Regions from separate parts of the Homo sapiens genome. Here regions 2, 3, 4 and 5 are each linked to region 1. A link is a loop called in an ENCODE intact Hi-C map of the cell type or tissue named here. Cell type or tissue: B cell. All regions are shown on one strand.

Region 1 (5,000 bases):
ATTGCAGCATTACTTATGCTGGCAAAGTACCTGGGCACCATCTGAATGTCTCAATGGAGGAATTGCTGGGTAAATTATGGTCTATCCATATTATGTGACATTATGCAGCTGATTAAGAAGCATGTGTCAGTTCTCTTTCCATTAATCTGAGATGATATTTGTGACATTTTGTGATGAAAGCCAGCAGCAGATTTACATCAGGAGTCAGGTCTGCTATTTTGTTAAAAATCATAGAATACAGGCCAGGTGCAGTGGTTGACGCCTGTAACCCCAGCACTTTGGGAGCCCAGGCGGGTGGATCATTTGAGGTCAGGAGTTTGAGATGAGCCTGGTCAACATGGCAAAACCCCATCTCTACTAAAAATACAAAAATTAGCCAGGCATGGTGGTGTGCACCCGTAATCCCAGCTACTTGGGAGGGTAAGGCAGGAGAATCACTTGAACCTGGGAGGCGGAGGTTGCAGTGAGCCGAGATTGCACTACTGCACTCCAGCCTGGGCAACAGAGTGAGACTCCATCTCAAAACAAACACAAAAACAGAGAATGCAATAATCCTCCTTTTGCTCCTTTTTATGAGCAAGGGGAGAGTATGGAAGAAAGCACCTCACATTTAATGTTGATTTTGTGTGTGTGTGCTGGAAGGGGTTGGGAAGATAGGCAGGAAGGATAGTTACCTTTTCTTTGCACAGCTCATTTTCTGTGATATGTTCCAAGTAACATGTTACCTTTGCAATAAAAAGTTCCATAGAGCATAAAGTTTTAAAATTGAGACTATTCTGTGCGATGCACCTAGCACAGTACCTGGTAGGTGGCACACATTCAATAAGTAGGGGCTGCTGTTGTTGCTGTCAGGAAAGGGCTTTGCAGACTGCAAAAGAGTTCCCAGAGAAAGGTGTGAGGGCTTGGGGAGTACCTGGAACTTGGAGTCAGGTGGCTGTGGTTTCTGCAGTTAGCTGCATGATCTTGGATGAACCACTGACTGCTCCTAGCCTCAGTCTTCTCCTCTGTGCAATGGGAGGTTGGGAGTTGTGAAGACAGGCATTTTTAAGTGATGAGCATGAATGTTCCTAGAAGACAGTCATTAATTGCTTTCTGCATGCAGAGCTGTGGGCTGGCCACACAGTGAGGCCACCTGATGGGTGACCACTGGCCGTGGGACTTTGGATGTATCTGAGTTAGAGAAATGGGAGGGCCATTTCCTATCTGCCCAGATTTGGGGAAAACATATTTCTTAGAGTGGATCATTGAATTGCAATGTGTTCATTTTTTCTCATATATAATAATTAGTTATTTGTTTGCCAAATGAAATAGAAAGATTGCAGGCTTGGGAGTTGGGAGAACTGGATTCTAGACCCACTTGACCTCTAACTGACCAAGTAATGTTGGGGGAAGCCATCTCTGTCCTCTCACTTAGCCTTTTCTATAAAATGAAGGTATTAAATGAGATCAATGGTTATAAAACTTTTAATACTCTTTAATCCCCTCTCCTTTAGACAGGAAACTGTAACAACCACAACAAAAACCATGATTCATAAAAGCTTATCAGAATACTTTTTAAGGTTAAAACCTGTAACTTTAAAAATAGTCCTTGAGAACAATGACGTGTGTCATTGAACATAGAACATGTCATAGAATAATGATGACAGTGTGCGTATGAAATTTGGAATGGTGACGATTGTCATCTTATGCAATTGACCAGGATTGAGAAAAGCTCGATTTACTCAAGATAAGTAGTTGCAAATAACAGTTTTTTTTTTTTTAATAATAGTTTACCTTGAAATTTCAAGATGCTGTGTTGTCAGACAGATGTCAGGCAAAGTTTGAAAATAAGATTTGCACATGGCTGGGAGCAGTAGCTCACGCCTGTAATCCCACCACTTTGGGAGGCCAAGGCAGGAGGATCCTTTGAGCTCAGGAGTTTGAGACTAGCCTGGGCAACATAGTGAGACCTAGTCTGTATTATTAAATAATATTAAAAATTAAAAAAAGAAGATTTGCACAAAAGCTGTTTCACCTGCTACCAGATTAACCCATTCATTGATGGTTTCCACTGTGGTAACATTCCACATGAGAGGTATTTCAACCTGTACTTTAATTATGGCTCTTATTAAGGCTAGTCTGTGTGTTTGTGTCTATGAGGGAGAAACATAAATTGGAATCAGAGTTTTACAAAATGTCAGAACCCTCTGGGGTGCCCTAGATTGCCCCGTGTGGAACTTTGTATGGCAAAGATTCTGCCGATACCAAAGGTTGACCCCTGGTGGCCAGAATGCCACATTGAGCCTGCCCCTGGTTGTACTTGATCTAATGGTTTAAATATGTTAAAAATTAATTGCCTACATTTAAAACTTGAGAGATTATATTATATATTAAAATCTAGATATTTGGCTTCCCTTAGGAAAAAAATCGAGATCTGGCTATAAATAGGGTCACATCTCGCCATGGAACGGTCCACTTTCTCTGTATTGACCCAGCCCCATACAGCTCTGTCTGCTCATTTATGTTGCTTACCTGACCCCAAAGAAGTTTTGCTTTGGCAACCCTCATCTCCACTGTTTGAGGGTATAACTCTCCAGTTTGGTCACTGCATTTTAAAAATTTAATTTAGTGACAGATTTGAATAACAAAGTCCCAAGCTATGTAGATGGCTTCTGGCCAGCTCTAAGAACCTCACTGCTGTTGTGTAGGTAAATGCCCATCCCCTAACCTGTTAGCAAATTGTTTACTTCCTGTTCCTGGCTGGAAGCACAGGGCAGAGAAAAGTACCTGTTTTGTGATTTGGGGGGAATGAGGGCCTAGCTGGATTTCTCAGGCTCCTGCAGGAGACAGAGCTATTTATGGTGACTTATAATCCCCAGAACTAAATCCAGGGAGTGGGTTCATGCTTATCAGCAGCCAAATGGTTTCCATCGTGAGCTTGCTAGTTCCTCTTTGTGTCTAACCACCTGCCTACGTTCCACCTCTCGAGCTTCAGAGTTTCCAAAAGTTTGGCAGCAGCAGGAGGATAAGAAATGTAATCTCACGTTTGTGTCTCCCTGGTGAGGGGATATACCTCTAACTAGGCTGTAATAACAGTATCATTAACAAAGATGATAGCCAACATTTTCTCAGGTGGACTATTTGCTAGGCACTATCCTATGTGTTTTTTTTTTTTTTTTTTTTTTTTTTTTTATTTGAGACAGAGTCTTTCTCTGTTGCCCAGGCTGGAGTGCAATGGCACGATCTTGATTCACTGCAACCTCTTCCTTCCGGGTTCAAGCGATTCTCCTGCCTCAGCCTTCTGAGTAGCTGGGATTACAGGCATGCACCATCACGCCTGGCTAATTTTTGTATTTTTAATTGAAACGGGGTTTCACCGTGTTGGCCAGGCTAGTCTCGAACTCCTGACCTCAGGTGATCCTCCCGCCTTGGCCTCCCAAGGTGCTGGGATTACAGGTGTGAGCCATCATGCCCAACCTGCTCTATGTGTTTTGTATACATTTAATTCCCCCCTAGAGGCCTGTGCAAGAGCTACTGTTGTTATTGCCATTTTAGGGATTAAGAAACTGAGGTCCAGAGAGGTTACTTTGCTGAAGGCCTGTTTACTGCAGGGTAGTAAGCTGCAGAGCTAGGATTTGATTTTCTGCCCAACTTTGACGCATAGCCATGGAATACTTCTTAATTTTTGAATCCTTTGTATTAAAGAAAATGTAAAGCATATAGAAGTAGAGAGAATAGCGTAACAGACCCCCATGTATCATCAGCTGACTTCAGCCATTATCACCTTGTCACTGCCCTCACCCAAGTCCCTTTTCTCACACTTTGCAGCAGACATCAAGCAGCGTATCAGGTCATCTGCCAATACTGTAATTTAATACCTGGCTACGTGACTGCTACCCTGCTACCTCCTGATCAAACCTGTGAAGTCCCCTGTGGTTACAGCATTCTTACATAAAAATAGAAAGCACTTGCAAAAAATCAAAAAGAAAATTGAGAAGGCTGCTAACGTATCTCTGGTTGTTCCTATGATCCAGTAAGGCATTGAAGGATTATTCTGCCGGATTTTACATGGGTGTGAGCATGGGGGAAGTGAGTGATGAGCGTTCTGTGACGATGTTTGTGGAGGAGCTCAGAGATCTTGCAGTTTATTCTTATTGTCAGTGGCTGGCAAGAGGAGAGTCCACAGTGGAGAAGTTAGATAGAATCTCTGGTTAGCTTTTCTTTTTCTTTCTTTTTTTTTTTTTTTTTTTTTGTTTTTGAGACAGGGTCTCACTTTGTCACCGAGGCTGGGGTGCAGTGGTACAATCATGGCTCACTGCAGCCTCGAACTCCCTGGCTCAGATGATTCTCCCACCTCAGCCTCCGGAGTACCTGGGACCACAGGCGTGTGCCACCATGCAGGCTAATTTTTGTATTTTTTGTAGAGACAGTTTCACCATGTTACCCAGGCTAGGCTTGAACTCCTGGGCTCAAGTGATCCACCCGCCTTGGCCTCCCATAGTGCTGGGATTATAGACATGAGCCACTGTGCCTGGCCTAGCTTTTCTATTGATGAGATTTTACCCTTGGCCTTCCAGAACCAAATGGTTTCTACAGCCTAAGTACCACTGAGTGCGTAAGACCAGCTTCGGTTGTGAAAGGGCGTGTGCCTTCAGCCACGTGGGAAAACTCCATTCCTTTCCCTCCCTTTCTTAGTGCCCTGGCCCCTGCTTCTGTGACCCCCGCCTCTGGCATGGCCCCTTCTCTTGTCCAGCTGGTAACTTCTCCTGGGGCCCGACTCAGAGATGACATTTCCCTGTAGCCTTTTAGCTACCAGAAGAAATTAGTTTATCTATTATTTTAGTCACTCATCCAGTAAATGTGTGCGTGACCCAAGAGGCACAGTGGTTAACAATACAGCTGTTTCTCCTGACCTCACTGGCCCTTTGCTGGGGTGGGAAGGTCCTGGGATGTTGCCCAGAGTGACATAAGGCCCAGTGCCACCCCTGTCCCTTGGTTAGGTAGAATCTGACCACATAACC
Region 2 (5,000 bases), 50 kb before region 1:
GGCTCTTGAATAATATGAGTGAATGAATGAAATAATACAAATGTACATGTGTAGTTGGGCAGCCTCGGTGGCTGTTGCCTTCCTCGAGGGCTCGAATGCTGTGTGTCTTGGTGATCGGCTGACAGGCAGCCGTTGCCTCTTCTAAGATGGGTGGTTTTCCTTTTGAGGTGGGTCCTGGGGGCTCCTGGCTGCTCAGTGCTGGCCCTACTTGTTGCCTTGTGTGCTGCTCTGAGCCAGGCTTGGTCTTGCTGGGCTGACCAACCCATTTAAGCCTCAGGAAGTGGCCTCTGTAGAAAAAAATGTATAAGCAGCGGGTGGTGAACAGATCAGTGGAGCGCAGAGCCCCAAAATAGATCTTTCTCCGCTAACTTGCCAAGCAACTGGGGGCAGTGGCAAATGCTTTGCATAACTTCCTACCCAAAAGAAAAGGTTTTACTGCAAACAACTTTTGGGGACCCCTCCCCTCTCAAATAATCTCAGACAGATCCAAGATGTTTTTTTTTTTTTCCAGAGCAGCACAAAGAGAGAGCCAGACAGGCCTGGGGTTCCATCCCAGATCCACCATTTGCAGGCTGTGTGATTTTGGGCAAATTCCTTAACTTCGCTGAGCCTTCTCTTTTCCTGTGTTAACTAGGGAAGATGAGACTAGACTCTCCAGTGTGTATGCAAAGCACCCTTACGCTGCAGAGATGCTGCAAATAGGGAGTGTCTTTTTTTTCTTCCTTTTTCAATTTTATCCTCTGTGCTTGCCCTAGAGCTTGTTATCAATTTCTCTTAGCTTTGTCAATTGTGGTGGGGTGTGGGGGATTGAGATTTGGCTTTCCTGGGAAGATGTTCCAAAACTGTCTTTGAAATAATACTCTCCTCCTCTGCAGATCAGTGGACAGGGTGTTGAAGGGTCGGCATAGGTGGTAAGCATGATTGATGGCCCCCAGAGATGTCCATGTCCTGCTCCCCGGAACCTGTGGGTATGTCATGTTACTTGGTAAAGAGGACCTTGCAGATGAAATTAAGTGAAGAAGGTTGAGATGGGAGAGTATTCTGGGTTACCCAGGTGGATCCAGTGTGTTCACAGGGTCCTTTTAAGAAAAAGGCGGGGCTGGGGGCAGTGGCTCATGCCTGTAATCCCAGCACTTTGGGAGGCCGAGGCGGGTGGATCACCTGAGGTCAGCAGTTCGAGACCAGCCTGGCCAATATGGCGAAACCCCGTCTCCACTAAAAGTGCAAAAATTAACTGGGCATGGTGGCGTGTACCTGTAATCCCAGCTACTCAGAAGGCTGAGGCAGGAGAATCGCTTGAACCCGGGAGGTGAAGGTTGTAGTGAGTGAACCGAGTTCATGCCGCTGCACTCCAGCCTGGGAGACAAGAGCGAGACTCCATCTCAAAAAAAAAAAAAAAAAAAAGAAAAAGGCAGGAGATCAGAGTGAGTAGAAGACAATGGCAAGATGATGGCAACAGAGGTTGGAATGATGTGCTTCAAAGGCAGAGGAAGAGGCCACACGGCCACGATTGCAGGCGGCCACTGCAAGGTGAAAATGGCCAGGAAGCAGGTTTTCCCTCGGAGCCTCCAGAAGGAGCCAGTGCTGCCGACACCTTGGTTTTAGCCCAGTGAGACTGGTTTTGACCTAGGAGCTGAAAGCTGATAAATGTGTGTTGCTTTAAGCCACTGAGTTTGCAGTAATTGGTGCAGCAGCCGTAGGGCACTTATAAAGCAGGCGAGGCCTATGTTGGCTGTGGTTTCACAGGAAAGTGGCCTCTTGGATGATGGCGCCTTATGGTCATTTTTATGTTTCTTCCCTTCTGATCTGGATGGATTGTTTTCAGTTCAGCCTAGGGGAGGTCTGGCTTCCCCGGGGCTTTACCTCGAGACTGGATCTCTGCAGTCAGGCCTCTGGTGAGCCCCTGTGGCCGGGGCAGCTGCAGCAGAGAGGCTTCCTCTCTCGACAGAAACGCAGAAGTGAGCTGCTTGCTCGCAGAGGCCAGGCTTCCTGTCTGGCCAGTCCCTGAAATGCTGCTCCCCACCCCTCGCCCCATGAGAGTCCAGGTGAAGATTGAGTGGGGGTAGGGGCTGCACTGTCTGATCTCTGAAGTGAGCCCCTTCCTGTCTAGCTTGGATTTGTGTTGAAGGCTTTAAGATGACTGTTTTCTTGTTTATTTACTTTTAAGAGACAGGATCTGGCTCTGTCGCCCAGGCTGGAGGGCAGTAGTGTGATCATAGCTCACTGTAGCCTCAAACTCCTGGGCTCAAGCGATCTTCCCGCCTCAGTCTCTCAAGTAGCTGAGACTACAGATGTGCACCACCATGCCCAGCTAATTTTTTTTTTTTTTCCCTGTAGAGACAGGGTCTCTCTATGTTGCCCAGGCTGGCCTTGAATTCCTGGCCTCAAGCAATCCCCTGACCTCGGTGTCCCAAAGTGCTGGGATTCCAGGCATGAACCACTGCACCCAGACAATTCTTTTCTTTTCTTTTTTTTCCTTCCTTCTTTTCTTTTCTTTTTTCTTCCTTCTTTTCTTTCCTCCCTTCCTTCCTTTCCTTCCATCCTTTCTTCCTTCCTTCCTCCCTTCCTCCTTTCCCTTTCCCTTTCCTTCCTTCCTTCTTTTCCTTCTTTTTCTGTTTCTTTTTCTTTTTCCTTTCCTTTCCTTTCCTTTCCTTTCCTTTCCTTTCCTTTCCTGTCCTGTCCTGTCCTGTCCTGTCCTGTCCTGTCCTGTCCTGTCCTTTCCTTTCTTTCCCTCCTTCCCTCCCTCCCTCCCTCTCTTTCTCTCTTTCTTTCTTTCATGGAGTTTCACTCTTGTCACCCAGGCTGGAGTGCAATGGCGTGATCTCAGCTCACCGCAACCTCCACCTCCCGGCTTCAAGCAATTCTCCTCCCTCAGCCTCCCAAGTAACTAGGATTATAGGCATGCGTCACCACACCTGGCTAATTTGTGTATTTTTAGTAGAGACAAGGTTTCACCACGTTGGCCAGGCTGGTCTTGAACTCCTGATCTTAAGTAATCCACCCACCTCAACCTCCCAAAGTGCTGGGATTACAAGCGTGAGCCACTGCACATGGCCCCAGCCACTTATTTTCTTGTGATTTGTCAGCAAACAGCCTCTGGGGTTGTGACTGCTGGAAAGCACCTCCAGCTTTTGTGGAGCCAGGTGTGGCTGGCACTTTTCGTTGGGATCATGTTTGGATCTCCCTCAGGCCTTCTCACCATGTTCCTCGTGTGCCACACTGGTGAGATAACGGGGTGTGGGAGAGACTGGGCATTCAGATTCAGCGGTTATAATTAAAGGGCAACACTGAGGCCAGGATGGCTGGGATCCTCTCGTAGCTGCCATGTGACCTCTGGCCTTTTTGTCCTTCCCCATGATGTCACCTTTCATTGGATGGTGACTCCCTGCACATACCCCCAAAGGTGTCCATGTCCTAATCTTTGGAACCTGTGGATATGTTACATTATGTGGCAAAGGAGATTTTTGCATGTGTGATTAAGGGAAAGATCTTGAGATGGGGAGATTCTCCTGCATGACCCAGGTAGGCCCAATGTAATTACAAGGATCTTTAAAAGAGGAAGGTAGGAGGTCACAGTCAGGGAGAGAGAGCAGGATTCTGGCTTTGAAGGTGGAGGAAGGGGCCACAAGCCAAGAAATGCAGGTGGCCTCTAGAGCTGGGAAAGGCAATGGGTGGATTCCCCCTTGGAGCCTCCAGAAGGAACACAGCCCTGCTGACTCCTTGGTCTTAGCCCAGCGAGACCCGTTTTGGAAATCAGACCTGCATAATTGCAAGATGGTAAATTTGTGTTGTTGTAAGCCACTAGGTTTGTGGGGCCATCCTGGCCTCAGTGATGCTTATTTGGGAGTGTGTTTTTTTCCTATTACTGCTCTAATCTTTTAAATTAGATCTGAAGAGATGCTCTAATTTTTTTTTTTTTTTTTTTTTTTGAGACAGAGTCTCACTCTGTCACCCAGGCTGGAGTGCAATGGCATGATCACAGCTCACTGCAACCTCTGTCTCCTGGATTCAAGCCATTCTCTTGCTTCAGCTTCCCAAGTAGCTGGGACTACAGGCATGGCATGCGCCAGCACACCTGGCTAGTTTTTTGTATTTTTAGTAGAGACAGGGTTTCACCATGTTGGCCAGGCTGGTCTCCAACTCCTGACCTCAGGTGTTCCACCTGCCTCGGTCTCCCAAAGTGCTGGGATTATAGGCGTGAGCCACCGCGCCCAGCCCGAGATGCTCTAATCTTTTAGAGCAGTAATAGTAGGTTGGTGCAAATGTAATTGCAGTTTAATTGTAACTTTAATGGCAAAAATTGTGACAACTTTTGCACTCATCTAATAGGAAACACACTCCCACGTAACCATCTCCTGAGATCCCTTTCCTTGACCCATTCGGTAAATATTTACTGAGCCCCTCCACATGCTGGAGACTCTGCTTGTCACCAGATTGACCAAAGCAAGGTCTTGTCCTTCAGGGGTTCAAGTCTTAGGAAGACAGAGACAAGATGACAAGGCTAAGATTGTCACATAGGGTGTTAGGTGGATCGTAGAGAAAGAAGACATAGAAATCAGATGGCATTGGACCAGAGAAATTTTCTCAGATGTCAGTGAAAGGAGCTTTGAACTTGGAGCGAGCTCTGGAAATGTTGTCTGGTCGCACTGGGTATCTAGTAAATATTTCAAACTCAACGTGTCCAAAATGGAATTTGTCACCAAAACAACGGAGATCTCTGCCTTTAAAACCTATTCCTCCAGTTTTCCCCATTGTGGTAAGAGATACCACCATCCAGCCAGGTCCCCATGCCAGAAAGCTAGAGTCCTCCTCGGCCCCTTTGCCACCTTCATTTCTGGCATCATGTCCACCTCCTGGTTCTTGGGGTTCATCACTGTTTGGAGATGTGCTTCCCTCTGCCACGGCAAGGCTCCAGGATCCTAGGCTCAGAGATGGGGGAACCGAGAAAAGCATCAAGTATGATCTGTGTCCTCACCTAGGTGCAGTAGGAGGTCAGTGTA
Region 3 (5,000 bases), 250 kb before region 1:
ACCAGCCCTTCTGTTTTGGTTTTGCACACAACAGGCTCAGCTTAGCATATCTTTCAGCAGGCTTGTTAGGGTCACAGGGCAGACGCTGTCTACAGAGCAGGCTTGGGGGCTCACATGCTGGCCTTGAAATGCCCTGAGATGCCGCAAGCTGATGACCGGACCTTGCTGTCCTGTTCTTGTCGTTACAGGCTGCCAATAGCTACCTGCGAGACCAGTGGTTCCATTCTCTGCAATGGAAGGTAAGTACTGACTCGGTTGCTTGTTTAAAGCGACTCAGGCAGTGGTGCGATGGCTTAAAGCCAATCTGTCACCCAGAGGCATGAAAGTGGAGAACTCATGCCTTCCAGATGGCTCAGCTGAGGAACTTTGTTCCCCTACCTAAGAGCCCCTGGCCCTTCGTCCTCTGCTGTTCAATTCCTGTCCCCTGCAGTGCTGAAATAGCATTCTCGCCCTGGTGTTCTCAAACCCTATAGCTGTTTTCCTGCTTCAAAAGGATCATAGAACTGCTTGCTCTCAGAGTGAGGGCGACCCTGAGGGGAGTCCAGCCGGGGAGGCTGGACTTCAGGGGCTCAAGATGCTTAGTTGAAAGTAACTTCCAAAGGCTGTGCCAAGTGTAAACTTAACAGAGATTCAAAATCCTGAGCCCTATTTCTGTAGTCTTCACTGATTTTCAGTTGTCGGATTCTGTGGCCTAATTTTCTGATTCTGGCTCTACATAGGATGGTTCAGAGCTTTCTGGCACATAAAGGGAACTTCATCTTCTTGGAGACCCAGGGGCAGATCTTCTAAGAGGGGTCCCCCAGCCACCCGAGGAGCCTGAGTTGTGCCCCATGGCTCAGGCGATGGAAACCTTGACGTCAGGACCAGGGCGTGAAGCACGTACAGTCAGCTTCTCATTCCTGCCCTGCCTCCCTGTCTCTCCTTGTCTTCTGATCTTCTGGTTTAGAACAAGCTTTGACAGGCCCCTGGCCCCACAGCGGGTATGGCTGGAATGACCAGTGTGTCATAAGCTGTCATCCTTACAGTAAGCTGGGGAGCCACAGGGGATGAACAGCTGGCCCCATGCAGAGCTGGGTGCCATGTCACGTGTTGGGAGGACCCAGGGAACACTCAGGATTCCTCTCATGGCTCCAGAGGGGCTCCCCCAACGGCCAGGGTTGGGGGCAGAAAGGCAACCCCAGATAATTACTTTCCTGGTCCCAGAGAGGGCCACTCCCCTCCTTTCCTCTGTCAGCTACTGGTCCTCTTGCTTTGTGCTGTGGGGCCAAGTCTCAGAAGCTGAGCTGAGTCTCCACGTTGGGTTGCAAAGGGGAAGAGAACTAGTGTTTACTGAGCTTCTACTGTGTGCCAGGACTGGCGTGTTTTGAGCTCCTACTGTGTGCCAGGAGCTCTGCTAGTCTCATCATGTCCATTTCACCCTCACCACAACCGCATAAGGTTGATGATTATCGTTGTTGCCATTTTCCATACGGGAAAGATGAGGCTCAGACTGGAGTCCAAGCTCCCATCGTTAGGAAGGGGCTGAGGCAGGGCTCAGCTCGACCTTTCCAGTACCTGTATGTACTGGAAATTTCTGAATGTAGTAGAGTGGGAAGGCATAGATGTCAGCCAAGCAGGTAAGGTGGTGCACACCTGCTCGTGTGATCAGCAGGTGCTACTGAGAGCTCTGTATCCACTGGGAGAACATCTCTGATGCCTGGGTCTCTCTTTGTGCCCGGGTACGAGTGTGTCTGAAGACAGGCGGGACATTCGTCAGCACCTACTGGGGACCGTCTGGGGGTCAGATGCCAAAGCAGTTGAGAGGGAGGACTGAGCGGTGTTGGTCACGGGGGTACCACCTCTTCCCTTCCCCATGGTGTTTTACTTGTGGGGCCTCAGAAAGTGACAGCCTTGCATTTTCTCTTAGCTCAGGACACGGCAGAATGTACTTGGAGACACACTGCCTACCCGACAGGTTGGGGGAAAAATGCCTTATTTAAAAGGAGGCCAAGATGAGTATCAATGAAGGCTGTCAGGTGCGGTATCCCACAAGGCTCTGTTTTCTGCCTTTCCCTGGTCCACATTTTCAACAGTGACTTACACGTGCACCTGGAAGGCAGCATTTGTGAAATCTGTGAGTATTGCACAGCTGCAAGGGGCAACCAACATGATGGGCATAGAAATGGACTTCAGGAGGCTTTGGCTAGAAAGATGATTTAAAAGCTCGGCCTTGAAACATTCAAATGTCAAGGATTGGCCAGGTGTGGTGGCTCATGCCTGTAATCCCAACACTTTGGGAGGCCAAAGCAGGCGGGTAGTCTAACTCAGGAGTTCAAGACCAGCCTGGGCAGCATGGCAAAATGCCATCTGTACCAAAAATACAAAAAATTAGCCGGGCGTAGTGGTGCGCCCATGTGGTCCCAGCTACTTGGGAGGCTGAGGTGGGAGGATCACTTGAGCCCAGGAGATGGAGGTTGTAGTGAGCCAAGATTGGTCCACTGCACTCCAACCTGAGTGATAGAGTGAGACCCCCATGCCCCACCCCAAAAATGTTAAGGTTTGCATGTGGGATTCAGACAGTTGATTGAGCAAGTCCAGAACTGGGATCACTGTGTTTCTAGCAGCTCTCATGAAGACCTGGATGTTTGCATTCAATTATGGTGGCATCCGGTTTATTTATGGTTGCTAAATTTAATCAAGCAGTTTAAAAAATTTTCAGAAAACCTAAATCAGGATGTCAAGGAACTGGCAGATGCCTGGGTGTGTGCTGGCCCACTTGCCAGGTGATCAATGGTAGTCTTTGCTCTCAGGGTGTAAGCTTTGGCTGTGTCTACAGCATGCTTCAGACACAGTGTTTCTCCTTGGACAATTGCCCCCCAATAATTTAGGTATGCTGCCACCAGGTGGCAGTGATATTTCAGTGTTGGCAACTTGATCTCAATTCCTGTGGCTCTTTGTACCCAGTTTTGGTGATATTTGAGAAGGCATGCTCTCCTTCCTTTTAAAATGGCAAAGAAACGTAAGGTGTTTTGGAGGTACCGCCAGCTAGCCAAATTAGCTGGGAAACGTGAATTTGGATCCTGGTTCTGTGGGCAGATTCCAGAAAGTGTTCACCTAATACAGATGCAGTTACTGAGTACATGTGAGATGCCAGGGCTGGCTAGGTCATTTCTGGTTCATTGTCGTTAAGCAGGTAATAGAACCAAGGCTCAGAGAGATCAAGTGACTTGCCTACAGTTGCCCAGCAGATTTCAATCCAGATCTGTGGGGCTGTCCTACCTCCTCCTTGATCACACCGTGCTTTTCTCTGAGATTGGGACTCCACAGCCCTCCCAGGACATAACCCCTCTGCTTCTGCTGATACAGCCACTCTCTCTCCCCTCTTTATTTACAACCACCTATTTGAGGTTTTTCTTTTTCTTTTCCTTCCTTGTTTCTTTTCTCTTTTCTCTGTCTTTAACTGAAAAAAAAAAAAAATCAGTGGAACATCAAAATTGAGGACCTTTAGAAATTCCACCACCTCAGCTTGAATTTTTTAACTCTCTTTTGTTTTTATTATTATACTTTAAGTTTTAGGGTACGTGTGCACAACGTGCAGGTTTGTTACATATGTATATATGTGCCATGTTGGTGTGCTGCACCCATTAACTTGTCATTTAACGTTAGGTATATCTCCTAATGCTATCTTGTTTTTGTCATTTTCTCTCCTACACCAATATACATTTGTCTCCTGTGGCTGCGGTGCACATACTGTCAGAATACGTTCTCCTGTATGTAAAGAATGCCACTTCCAGCCTGGGCGAAAGTGCGAGACTCCGTCTCAAAAAAAAAAAAAAAAAATGCCACCTCCTAAATACTGTGTCCCCATTGCTTAGTTTTGATCAAGTTGGACTTGCATCTCTAGGCCATTCCCAACAGGGGCAGCATCACCCCTAATGGGACCAAAATTGGTTCCTTGACACTTAAACAAATCTTAATGATTACAATAGTCTGTGGCCCTCCAAAGCTCGACCCTATTCAATGAAATCTTATTCTTGAGTATTTCTTCCAAAGGGAGGACAGATGAGGGAGACACTAGGGTTCCTTATGGGGACAGTCATGATAACAGGGTCGATTGACAACCGCTGCTATGGAATTGACCTCAAATTGTTTTGTGGAAGAAGGCAAATATCCAGGTCATCTTGGTCACGCTTTTCCGTCTGGGTAACAGTGTTGTTTTTGTGGCATCAGCTCAGAACTTTGAGCTGTTCACACACGGTTGTAGCTCCCATGTTGGAGGAGTTTGCTCGGCAATGGACACTGCATTTTGTGAATTACTTCCTCTCACTGAATAGGTTCTGTTCTTATCAACATTTGCAGATGGGGAAACCTGAGTGTAGAGAGGATAAGTCAGTCGCACAAGGTTCCAAGGCCACCAAGAAGGCAAGCGGGATTAGACCCTGAACATCTTTGCCTCTTTCTCTGAGCAGCTCTGCTCTTCCTCCCAGCCCTCCCGGCCTGGCCTCTGCCATGTTGGTCTGGGAGATCTGAGGAGGCCTGGAGCCTGCAGGAGGAGGGCCAGGATCTCCCAGCCCATGGCTGCTCCACCTCCCAGCATTCGCTAGAGCAGAAGCTGCAGTCCTGAGGGCCCCTGGGGAGGCCAGCCCTGTTTGGTTTGGGTGGTTCAGCCCTTGAGGCTAATTCCCAGGGGTGTGGAAGCATTAAATAGTTATTCTGGGTTAATGAGGCTTCATTTCTGACTCAGATGTACCTCCTGGCTCATGCCCTGGCCCTCAGAGGCCAAGCCCTGTGGTGACAGGCCTGTCTGCACATGAGGCTGTGAGGGCACAGGCCTGTGTGCACACGAGGCCATGAAGGCCCAGTCTGTGGGGCAAGGCCAAGAGCGTGTTCAGGCTGTGAGGGGACCGTGTGTGTTTACAAAGCATTGAGAAGATTGGCCTGTTTCTGTGTCCAGGGTTTCAAGGTGAGAGACCCAGGTATGCACAGCTGTGAGGGACAAGTCTGTCCATGTGAACAGGCCC
Region 4 (5,000 bases), 120 kb before region 1:
CATCCAGGCCGGAGTGCAGTGGTGTGATCTTGGCTCCTGGCAACCTCTGCCTCCTGGGTTCAAGCAATTCTCCTGCCTCAGCCTCCTGAGTAGCTGGGATTACAGGCGCCTGCCACCAAGCCCAGCTAATTATGTGTATTTTTAGTAGAGACGAGGTTTTACCATGTTGGCCAGGCTTGTCTCAAACTCCTGACCTCAAGTGATCCATCCGCCTTGGCCTCCCAAACTGCTGGAATGACAGGCGTGAGCCACTGTGCCTGGCCTTCATTAAATAAATTTAAAGAAATAGATGAGTGTTACCAATTCAAGCAATGAAGTATTTGGAGGGCAATTTGGTGTTTCTGTCAAAATTGTTTTGGTATGTGTCCAGCATTTACACAGCAAATGATTTATCTTTCCCTGTGGATATACTCACCCCACTGTTCAAGGATACATGTCCAAAGATGCATTGCTTATGAAGCAAAGACACAAACCTAGAAAGAGCTGAGATGTCCCTCAATGGACAGCTGCTTCACTTAAGTGTAATCCATCTACGCGGCGGAATGCAAGGTACCATGGTTGAGAAAAAGAAAGCTGGCTGGATTTGCTGACCTAGAAAGAGATCTGCAATATACCGTTAAGTAAAAACAACAGTAGAATAATATGATCCCATTGTGAAAAAAAAAAAGTTAAAAACACATAGAGGTATCTATGTTTTAGCAAACATAGAAAACAATGTATAAGATCCAGCAATTTGGCTGGGTGTGGTGGCTCATGCCTGTAATCCCAGCACTTTGGGAGAACAAGGCGGACAGATCACCTCAGGCCAGGAGTTCAAGACCAGCTTGGCCAACATGGTGAAATTCCATCTCTGCTAAAAATACAACAACAACAACAAAAATTAGCTGGACATGGTGGCGGGCATCCGTAATCCTAGCTACTCAGGAGGTTGAGACAGAAGAATCCCTTGAACCTGGGAGGGGAAGATTGCAGTGAGCTGAGATCTCACCACTGCACTCCAGCCTGGGTGGTGATAGAGTGAGACTCTGTCTCAAAAAAAAAAAAAAAAAAAATCCAGCACAGCAATCCCACTTCTGGATATTTACCCAAAAGATTTGAAATCAGTTTGTTGAAAGATGTCTGCACTGTCAGGTTCATTGCAGCATCATTCATAATAGCTGAGTTATGGAATCAACCTAAATGTCCATCAACAGATTAATGCATAAAGAAAACGTGCCACATATTTACAATGGACTACTATTCAGCATTTAAAAAGCAGAATGGGGACTGGAGATTTTTTTTTTTTTTTTTTTTTTGAGATAGAGTCTCCCTCTTTTGCCCAGGCTGGAGTGCAGTGGCGCGATCTCGGCTCACTGCAAGCTCCGCCTCCCGGGTTCATGCCATTCTCCTGCCTCAGCCTCCCGAGTACTTGGGACTACAGGCGCCTGCCACCACACCTGCACCTGGCTAATTTTTTGTATTTTTAGTAGAGATGGGGTTTCAACATGTTAGCCAGGTTGGTCTCGATCTCCTGACCTCAAGATCCACCCACCTCAGCCTCCCAAAGTGCTGGGATTACAGGCGTGAGCCACCGCACCCAGCTTTTTTTTTTTTTTTTTTTTTTTTTTCAAACAGAGTTTCACTCTTGTTGTCCAGACTGGAGTACGGTAGTGCAATCTTGGCTCACTACAACCTCCACCTCCAGGGTTTAAGTGATTCTCCTGCCTCAGCCTCCTCAGTAGCTGGTATTACAGGTGCATTCCACCATGCCCAGCTAATTTTAGTATGTTTAGTAGAGATGGGGTTTCACTATGTTGGCCAGGCTGGTCTCAAACTCCTGACCTCAGGTGATCCACCTGCCTCAGCCTCCCATAGTGCTGGGATTACAGGCATGAGCCACTGCCTCCAGCCTGGAACTAGAGATTGATGGCCAGGGAAATTCTGTCATTTGCGACAACATGGATAAAGATGGAGAACATTATGCTAAGTGAAATAAGCCAGGCCCAGAAAGACAAGTGTCACATGTTCTCACTTATATGTGGAATCTAAAACAGTCAAACTCATAGAAGCAGAGAGTAGAATGGTGGTTACAGAGGCTCGAGGACGGGAAATGGGGAGATGGTGGTCAAAGCATACAAAATCTCAGATAGGAGGAATATGGGTTTTTTTTGAGACCTATTGTATGGCGTGGTAAATGTCATTAATAATAGAGTATGGTACATTTCAAAATTGCTAAGAGAGTAAATTCAAACAGTCTCATCACAAAAAAGTTAAGTGTTTGAGGTGATGGATATGTTAACTAGCTTTAATTATTCCACGTTGTATTCATAGATCATAATGTCACTTTTTACCCTATAAATATGTAAAAGAGTCCGGGTGCAGTGGCTCACAGCTGTAATCCTAGCCCTTTGGGAAGTCACGGTGGGTGGATCACCTGAGGTCAGGAGTTCAAGAGCAGCCTGGCCACCATGGTGAAATCTTGTCTCTACTAAAAATATAAACATTAGGTGGATATGGTGGCAGGCGTCTGTAATCTTAGCTACTCGGGAGGCTGAGGTGGGAGATTTGCTTGAGCCTGGGAGGCGGAGGTTGCAGTGAGCCGAGATTGTGCCACTGCACTCCAGCCTGGCCAACAAAGCAAGAGTCTATCTCAAAAAATAAATATAAAAAAAATATAATATATGTATATAATATATATAAAAGAGCTAGGATTTGAACCTGCAACTCTTCACTGTGATGTAGGCCCCGTCTATCACGTATGAACTATGAGCCTGCTGAGTGCTGGGTGCTGAGCTGGGAGCTCCCACTGTTCCCCAACACTGCGTCTCAGAGTTCCCTGATGCTGGAAGCCTGGAGGCCCTCACAATTCTAGGGTGTTTTTAGAATATCATTGTGGGGTGAAAGCAGGTTCCAGCTTCCCCAGGTGGAAGGTTCCAAGAAGCACCCGGCCAGCTCTGAGAAGTACCCGGCCAGCTCCTCCACTCTGCCTGACAGGGAGGGGACTGTGAGGGTTGGGACACGTCCTCTTTTAAGGCTCTCTCTTGCTGGCTTCTGACCACTTCCTCTTTTTCCTGGGGTGGAGGCGGCTGGCCGTGGCAGCACTAATAGCAGCTGGGGGCGGAGCAGGCCTCCAAAAACCCTCCCGGAGTGGCTCAGCCCCTCGGCTGAGGGCAGGAGAGCAAGAGTCCACTTCAGCTTCCATCTGAGGTCTCTGTGAGCCCCCAAAGGAGGGGCTGGGAGAGGTGGTCCCCTTAGCTCCCCCTCCCCAGCCAGAACAGAATCACTGACCCTGAGGCTTGGCCTGGGCTGCATCTGCTTCCAGCAACTTCCATGAAGGACGTGACTGTAGACGAGGCCCACTCCTTGCACGGCCAGGGCCCTCAGGGTGCCCAGGGAAGTGAGGGCCAGTGCTGGAAGCTCCAGCCTAGCACTGGGCACCTCCCCGGTGAGTGGCTGTTGGGGGCAGAGCTGCCAGCAGGGAGAGGACAGCTATGAAAGACGTGGCTCCAGGCCTTGCACTGCCACCTGTCAACTCGGGGCTTTGGGCAGGCTGCTTTTCTCCTTTGGGCCTCAGTTTCCTCATCTGTGTAGTGGAGACCAACCACGGTACTTCGAAGGTCTGTAGAAATTCCTGGTACACAGCAAGTGCTTAATAATGGTATGAGCTACTATTAGCTAGTGCCTGTGGCTCAGTCTGAGCTGTCCAGGGTGCCCCACCAGCTTCTGCTGAGGATGGCCAGTGGCAGCTCAGCTCTGCTCCCGGCCTCGCACCCTTCCACACCCCCTCGGCCCTGCCTCTCCCCGCCACCTCAGCCTGGCTTCCCACCTGTGGCAGGTGCAACCAAGCTCAGGTCCACACAGCACGAGCTTTAGTTTTCCCACTCACAGCCCCATTGAGCCAATTTGGTAAAACATCCACATTGGTCATTGGTGGGTTATGCCAAGTTCAGCATTGTGTTAAAGTCCTGGCAGGTTTTTTTTTTTTTTTTTTTTTTTTGTATTCTGGTTAAATATGTATAATATAAAATTTACCATTTTGACCATTTAATTTAATTTTTTTTTTTTTTGAGATGGAGTCTCACTCTGTTGCCCAAGCTGGAGTGCAGTAGTTGTATCTTGGCTCACTGATGCCTCCACCTCCCAGGTTCAAGCGATTCTCCTGTATCAGCCTCATTAGTAGCTGGGATTATAGGCGCACATTACCACGCCCAGCTAATTTTTGTATTTTCAGTAGAGAAGGGTTTCACCATGTTGGCCAGGCTGACCTGGCCTCAAGTGATCTCCCTGCCTTGGCCTCCCAAAGTACTGGGATTACAGGCATGAGCCACTGCACCCAGCAGTGCTGACTTTTGGGAGGGGATGAGGGAACCAGGAGGTGACAGATGCCACAGCCACTAATGCAGATGCCACAGCCATGACTGTAGGATGGGGAAAATATGAAGGGAGCTCAGCCGTTTTATCTCCAGGAGAAGCAGCTGGAGGGCTGGGAGAGGGCCTGGGGAGTGGGAAGTGGCTGCGGAGGTGAGACTCCCCCATCCCTGGGCCAACAGCCAGGGCTCCATGGTTGGGCTAGATGGTCCCACCTTGGGTGGAGGCTGAGCCTGTGTGAGGCGCTGCCCTGTGTCTTCTCTTGCCTGGCCTGGCCGCCATCACAGGCCCACCCCCGGGGAGAAGATTCTAGGAGGAAAGTCCAGGCCAGGCCTGAAAGGACTTCGCTCCTTGGTAACTATCCCTCAGGGTTGACCCAGTGACACAGGTTCTAGGGACCCACTTCTAGGTTTGCCGCCTCCATCTCCATCTCCGTCTCCACCTCCACCTGAGTTGAGAGGGGATGGAGAAGCTTCCTGGGGAAACTCTGCCCTTCTCCACCCATCCCCACCTCCTTCCCTTCCCTCCCCATCTCATTCCCTCCCCTCCCCACCTCCTTCCCTCGCCTCCCCCACCTCCTTCCCCTGTCACCTCCTTCCCGCCCATCCCCACCTCCTCCCCTCCCCTCCCCACCTCCTCCCCACCCCTCCCCA
Region 5 (5,000 bases), 510 kb before region 1:
GGGTTTCACTATGTTGCCCCGGCTGGTCTTGAACTCTTAGGCTGAAGCGATCCCCCATCTCTACAAAAAAGTTTTAAATAAAGTTAGCCGGGCACAGTGCTGTGCACCTGTAGTCCCAGCTACCCAGGAGGCTGAGGCGGAAGGATCTGTTGAGCCCAGGAGTTTGAAGCTGCAGTGAACTATGATGGCACCACTGCACTCCAGCCAAGGCAACTGAACGAGACCCTGTCTCTAATAAATAAATAAATAAAAATGAGGCTTTTGAACTTCTTTCAGTTAGTGAAATAGTATCAGTTGGAGTAAGAGCTCCTTTTCTGAAGATTAAGAATATGTGTCTTACTTTGCTCTTCTCATTTTAAAGTCCGGTGTTGTAATACTGAAAAGCACCATCGTTTTACGGTTAGAAATCAAACCCCTTCCTAAATCTCTTTAAGTATGGCCCAGACAGTTTAATATCTGTTCACCTGACCTGAATGAGAAATGTTGCCTCTCCCCCACCATTGTTCTCTGCTTTCAGATCGGCTGCTATGCAGCTATGAAAAAGAAAATCTACGCCATGGGTGGAGGCTCCTACGGAAAGCTTTTTGAGTCTGTAGAGTGTTATGATCCCAGGACCCAGCAGTGGACTGCCATATGTCCACTAAAAGAGAGGAGGTACGTGGCTGTGGGGTGGACTTTGTAGATTCCCTTGCTGTTCACTGGGTCTGGAGCCCCTTACCCTGCCTGGCTTTTGTTCTTTTCTTTCAGAGTAACCTTTTCTTTGACTTGGCATTTCCTGAGAAAGGAAGGCCCACGTAGTAATGCTGCAGAGTTAAACCAGCATAAGAGGAACGCGGGAGTGAGATCTCGCATTGTACAGCTTGTGCCTGATAACGCTGTGTGTGGCCTTTCAGGTTTGGAGCGGTGGCCTGTGGAGTTGCTATGGAGCTGTATGTGTTTGGGGGAGTCCGAAGTCGTGAGGACGCCCAGGGTAGCGAGATGGTAACTTGCAAGTCCGAGTTCTACCATGATGAGTTTAAAAGGTAACTAAGAATGGTTTCACATAGCTACTGCAACTTTTTCTTTGTGCTTTCAGTCGTATTTTAGCTTTGTTTAGTTTTGTTTTCAGTCACTTTATTAAATTATGGATTTAGGAGATAACGTCTCATGCATACTAGATATTTATTCAGTGACTTCACAAGTGCTAGTAACTTAAAATGTCTGCAAATAGAAAATATCTCTAATATGTAGATGAGATCTTGACGCTTAGTTGCTTAAAATCATTTATTGGCTCCCTATAGCTTTTAGGAAAAAGTTTAAAACTCCTTAACTTGTTGGGCATGGTGGCTCACACCTGTAGTCTCAACATTTAGGGAGGTAGAAACTGAAGATTGCTTGAGCCCAGGAGTTAGAGATTTGCCTGGGCCACATAACAAGACCCTGTTCTCCAAAGAAAAATAAATAAACTCCTTAACTTAGCATATATAGCCTTTTGTGATATGGCCTTTGCTTTTTCTGCTACTGACCCAGATACTTTATACCGAGCCACTTTCCCCTGCAAACATGTGTGGTTGTCTCAGCTCTGTTCGTATTGCTGCTACTTGCCTAAAAGCTCCCTTCCCGCTGTCCATCCAGTTAGCTTGGCCTTTTTCAAAACTGCTTAGTTATCAAAACCTAGAGAAAGCCTTCTCATGCCTCCTAGTCTGATTTTTTATCCCTTCATCTATGATTCCATGCCCTCCAGACAAGTCTCTGGGGTTGTAGCTGTTAACTGCAAGCAACTTCAGGGCAAGGTCCACCTTCGTCAGCTCTGTATCCTGGCTTCCAGCATCCTACCTGTCTGTATCAGATGCTTAGTAAAATGTTGATTAAGTGGCTGAGGCTTGATTTCTGAGATTCTTAAAACCTCTGACAAGTGCCACGTATGTCTTGTAGGGTAGATAACATCCTTCTCGATGTCTTCTCTCTTTCCTCACACATTTTATTGTTGTAACCACTGAGCAGTATTCTTATTGCAGTAATATGTTTAAATCCTAAGGGGAAATTGCTGTGCTAAACGTAATTTTATTAGAGTAGTTCAGTCGTGCTACCAGAAGAGGGTGCCATAACATAATGTTTAATTTCATGCTGTTTTAGATGAGGGCACGCAGTGAGCAGTTACAAAGATGCTGCAAATGCATGTAAATGCTGCCTAACATGTATTTTAAATTTAGGGTATTTGCATAGCCTTTTTTTTCAATTACAGGAATAGACTATCTTAGGAAAATTTATTAGAGAGCAGTTTAGAGAATACTTGCTGTGGTAGGGGCAGATTTTCAGACTTCTCTACATTTTTCCTTCCTTGATACATGACTGGGAGGGCTGATTGCCCAAGGGATGAAGTCTTTTTTTTTCTTTCTTTCTTTTTTGGAGACAGTCTCGCTCTGTCGCCCGGGCTAGAGTGCAGTGGCGTGATCTCGGCTTACTGCACCATCTGCCTCCCGGGTTCAAGCGATTCTTCCACCTCGGCCTCCCAAGTAGCTGGGACTACAGGCGCATGCCACCATGCCTGGCTAATTTTTGTATTTTTAGTAGAGGCAGGGTTTCACTATGTTTTCCAGGTTGGTCTCGAACTCCTGACTTAATGATCCGCCCGCCTCAGCCTCTCAAAGTGCTGGGATTACAGGCATGAGCCACCGCACCTGGCCTATCAGGTTGTTACATATTTGTACTGGATAAGCTTTTAATATAACTATCACTTGCTTTAAGTTCATAATAATTAAACGTAAGACTGTGGTTCCTTCTTTGCTGTTTAAAAGCACTTCTCGCCAGGTGCACTGGCTCCAGGCTATAATCCCAACACTTTGGGAGGCCGACGCGGGCAGATCACTTGAGGCCAGGAGTTCAAAACCAGCCCGGCCAACATGGTGAAACCCTGTCTCTACTAAAAGTACAAAAAAAAAAATTAGCCAGGCATAGTGGCACGTGTCTGTAGTCCTGGCTGCTCAGAAGGCTGAGGCATGAGAATTGGTTGAACCCAGGAGGTGGAGTGTGCAGTGAGCCGAGATTGTGTCACTGCACTCCAGCCTGGGCAACAAAGCGAGACCCTGTCTCTAAATAAATAAGAGCACTTCCAAATAAAATTAATGTATATTCAGTTCCTTATTTCTAAGCTCTCTGATGTTTGTAAATAGAATGAAGAAAGCTGTTAATTTATCTTACCAATATAAGATTCTAACATGTTTAGATAACATTAAACACACATATAACACCAAATGCCATGTATTTAATCTTCAAAACAGCACTCTGAAGCGCATGTAGGTACTGTTACTATTCCTATTTTCCATATGAGGAAAGGGTGAGCGGTGTGCCCACAGACACACAAGGAGCAAGAAGCTGAGGTGGGATCTGAACTCAGGCGTTCTGGCCCCAGAGTCCACCTTTTCAACTACCACGCTAGATTGACTTAAAAATATAGGCTTTCCTATAACTATCGATAGAACAAAATAACATGTAGGAGTAGTTTATTTCTTAAAAGATCAGACGCAAATGTGTTATATTGGCATAGTGTGGAAACTGTAGTTGCCGGATGAGCAGTCCATATTTGATTGGAGACCATGTCGATTGTTTTTAAGTAATCTCTTGTCTTTCCTGTCTTTGTTCCCTATTTTTAGGTTAAAACTTTCTGGGAAAAAAGCCATATCTTATTCTTTTCTGTTTTTCTGAATAAAAGCAAAACTGCTTGAAAGGAAAGCAAAGAAATTGCCATAAAGTATTACCAAGCCAGAGCAACAGCTTCATATACCCAGAATGACGGTTTCTCTATTTCTGTTCCTTGTGTCCATATTCTGTTAGTAACACTACTATCCTCCCAGTCATCCATGTTCAAAAAAGGGTCATCTTGGCTGGCACAGTGGCTGACACCTATAATCCCAGAACTCTGGGAGACCCAGGTGGTAGGATCCCTTGAGCCCAGGAGTTCAAGACAACCCTGAGTAACATAGTGAGACCTTGTCTCTATGAATTTTGAAAAAATTCAAAAATGAGCTGAACATGGTAGTCCACGCCTGTGGTCCCAGCTACTTGGAAGGCTGAGGCAGAAGGATCACTTGAGCCTGGGAAGTGGTGGAAGCTGCAGTAGACCATGATCGTGCCACTACACTCCATCCTGAGTGCCAGAGCAAGACCCTGTCTCAGAAAAGGGAATCATCTTGAATTCTGTCTTGTACTTTGCAACTCATCAGTTGCCAGGTCTGGTCCTTTTTTAAATCTTGGTAGCATTTTTCACATTTCCCACCTTCCCTGCCCCGCTGCTACCCTCACAGTTATTCCTGCATCTGTGTAGTGTCATTAGCCTCTGGCCAGCCTTGCCAGTGCAGTTACTTATTTGTGGTTTTGAAAGATGAACCTGACAAAAATCAGCCAGGCATAGTGGCACATACCTTTTTGCTCAGAGTTTTTGATTGCCCTTCTCAGAATTCTTGACTGTTTCCCACTGCTTACTAAACAAAGGTAATAGTTCTTAGCCACCTACTCAGGGTTCTCCATGATTTGAGGTTAAGAAAAAGTTTCACCCTTTTTTAGTATCTTTCTTTCACATATCGTATACTCCAGCTCACTTTTTAAATCCTCTTGTGTTTTACTGCCTCCGTGCATTCGCTTAGCCTAGATGCCCCTCTACTTTAATTTTTTACAGTATATAAGTTAAATTAACTGTTCTTTGAAGTTGAGATCTGTCAGTTTCCTCTTTTGATTCCTGAATATATAACTAGAATAGACATACTTGACAACTGGCAAAATCACCATGCTGGTTCTCTGACACATGGATTGGGAGCCACCATGACAACAAGGGCTAAGTGGAAGTCCCCGGAGCTCTGCTTCCCTACCAAAATAGAAAACCAGAAACAATACTGCATCCTGGGTGAATCTGCAAAAACCATGCCACCATGAAAGAGTAGAAAATGCAGGAGAGGTGATGCCTATCACATCCCCACTTAATTCACCTAGAAAAAGTAGAAAAGTAAAGTGGATCTCGGAAAATC

Evidence for each region. Peaks named below come from ENCODE experiments on the same cell type or tissue, not always from the same donor. Only the 100,000 strongest peaks of a DNase experiment are listed, where the experiment ranks them.
Region 2: it touches region 1 in a loop (3-fold over the local background); 7 of 110 quality-filtered maps call a loop at or near these places.
Region 3: it touches region 1 in a loop (4-fold over the local background); 8 of 110 quality-filtered maps call a loop at or near these places.
Region 4: a loop joins it to region 1, with 6 times the contacts of the local background. A loop is called at or near these places in 12 of 110 quality-filtered maps.
Region 5: a loop joins it to region 1, with 13 times the contacts of the local background. A loop is called at or near these places in 37 of 110 quality-filtered maps.

The regions. Positions count from the first base shown.
Region 1 is chr16:81,871,807-81,876,806 of GRCh38, forward strand. All of the region lies in intron 7 of PLCG2 (phospholipase C gamma 2), which reads left to right. Among named protein-coding and RNA genes, the nearest start is that of PLCG2, 95 kb to the left of the region's middle. In B cell, CTCF peaks have their summits at 2,259 (motif pointing left) and 2,458; a DNase peak (open chromatin) is centred at 2,235; H3K27ac peaks cover 1,965 bases.
Region 2 is chr16:81,821,378-81,826,377 of GRCh38, forward strand. The region is part of intron 2 of PLCG2 (phospholipase C gamma 2); the gene reads left to right. Among named protein-coding and RNA genes, the nearest start is that of PLCG2, 45 kb to the left of the region's middle. RefSeq lists enhancers at 329-428, 609-798, 809-958, 1,659-1,828, 1,939-2,138. In B cell, no CTCF peak of the experiment used is centred here; DNase peaks (open chromatin) are centred at 244 and 1,954; H3K4me3 peaks cover 3,132 bases; H3K27ac peaks cover 5,000 bases.
Region 3 is chr16:81,620,688-81,625,687 of GRCh38, forward strand. It overlaps CMIP (c-Maf inducing protein), which reads left to right. Exons shown (of 21, transcript NM_198390.3): 3 at 189-239. Among named protein-coding and RNA genes, the nearest start is that of MIR6504, 12 kb to the left of the region's middle. RefSeq lists an enhancer at 2,741-2,810 and a silencer at 2,931-2,980. In B cell, a CTCF peak has its summit at 2,875 (motif pointing right); a DNase peak (open chromatin) is centred at 2,874.
Region 4 is chr16:81,749,391-81,754,390 of GRCh38, forward strand. All of the region lies in intron 2 of LOC105369213 (a long non-coding RNA gene), which reads left to right. It also overlaps a transcript of PLCG2 not described here. Among named protein-coding and RNA genes, the nearest start is that of PLCG2, 27 kb to the right of the region's middle. RefSeq lists enhancers at 2,676-3,284, 3,285-3,892. In B cell, no CTCF peak of the experiment used is centred here; a DNase peak (open chromatin) is centred at 3,051; H3K4me3 peaks cover 958 bases; H3K27ac peaks cover 2,395 bases.
Region 5 is chr16:81,364,457-81,369,456 of GRCh38, forward strand. It overlaps GAN (gigaxonin), which reads left to right. Exons shown (of 11, transcript NM_022041.4): 8 at 518-654; 9 at 894-1,022. Among named protein-coding and RNA genes, the nearest start is that of MIR4720, 18 kb to the right of the region's middle. In B cell, CTCF peaks have their summits at 2,076 (motif pointing right) and 2,278; a DNase peak (open chromatin) is centred at 2,085.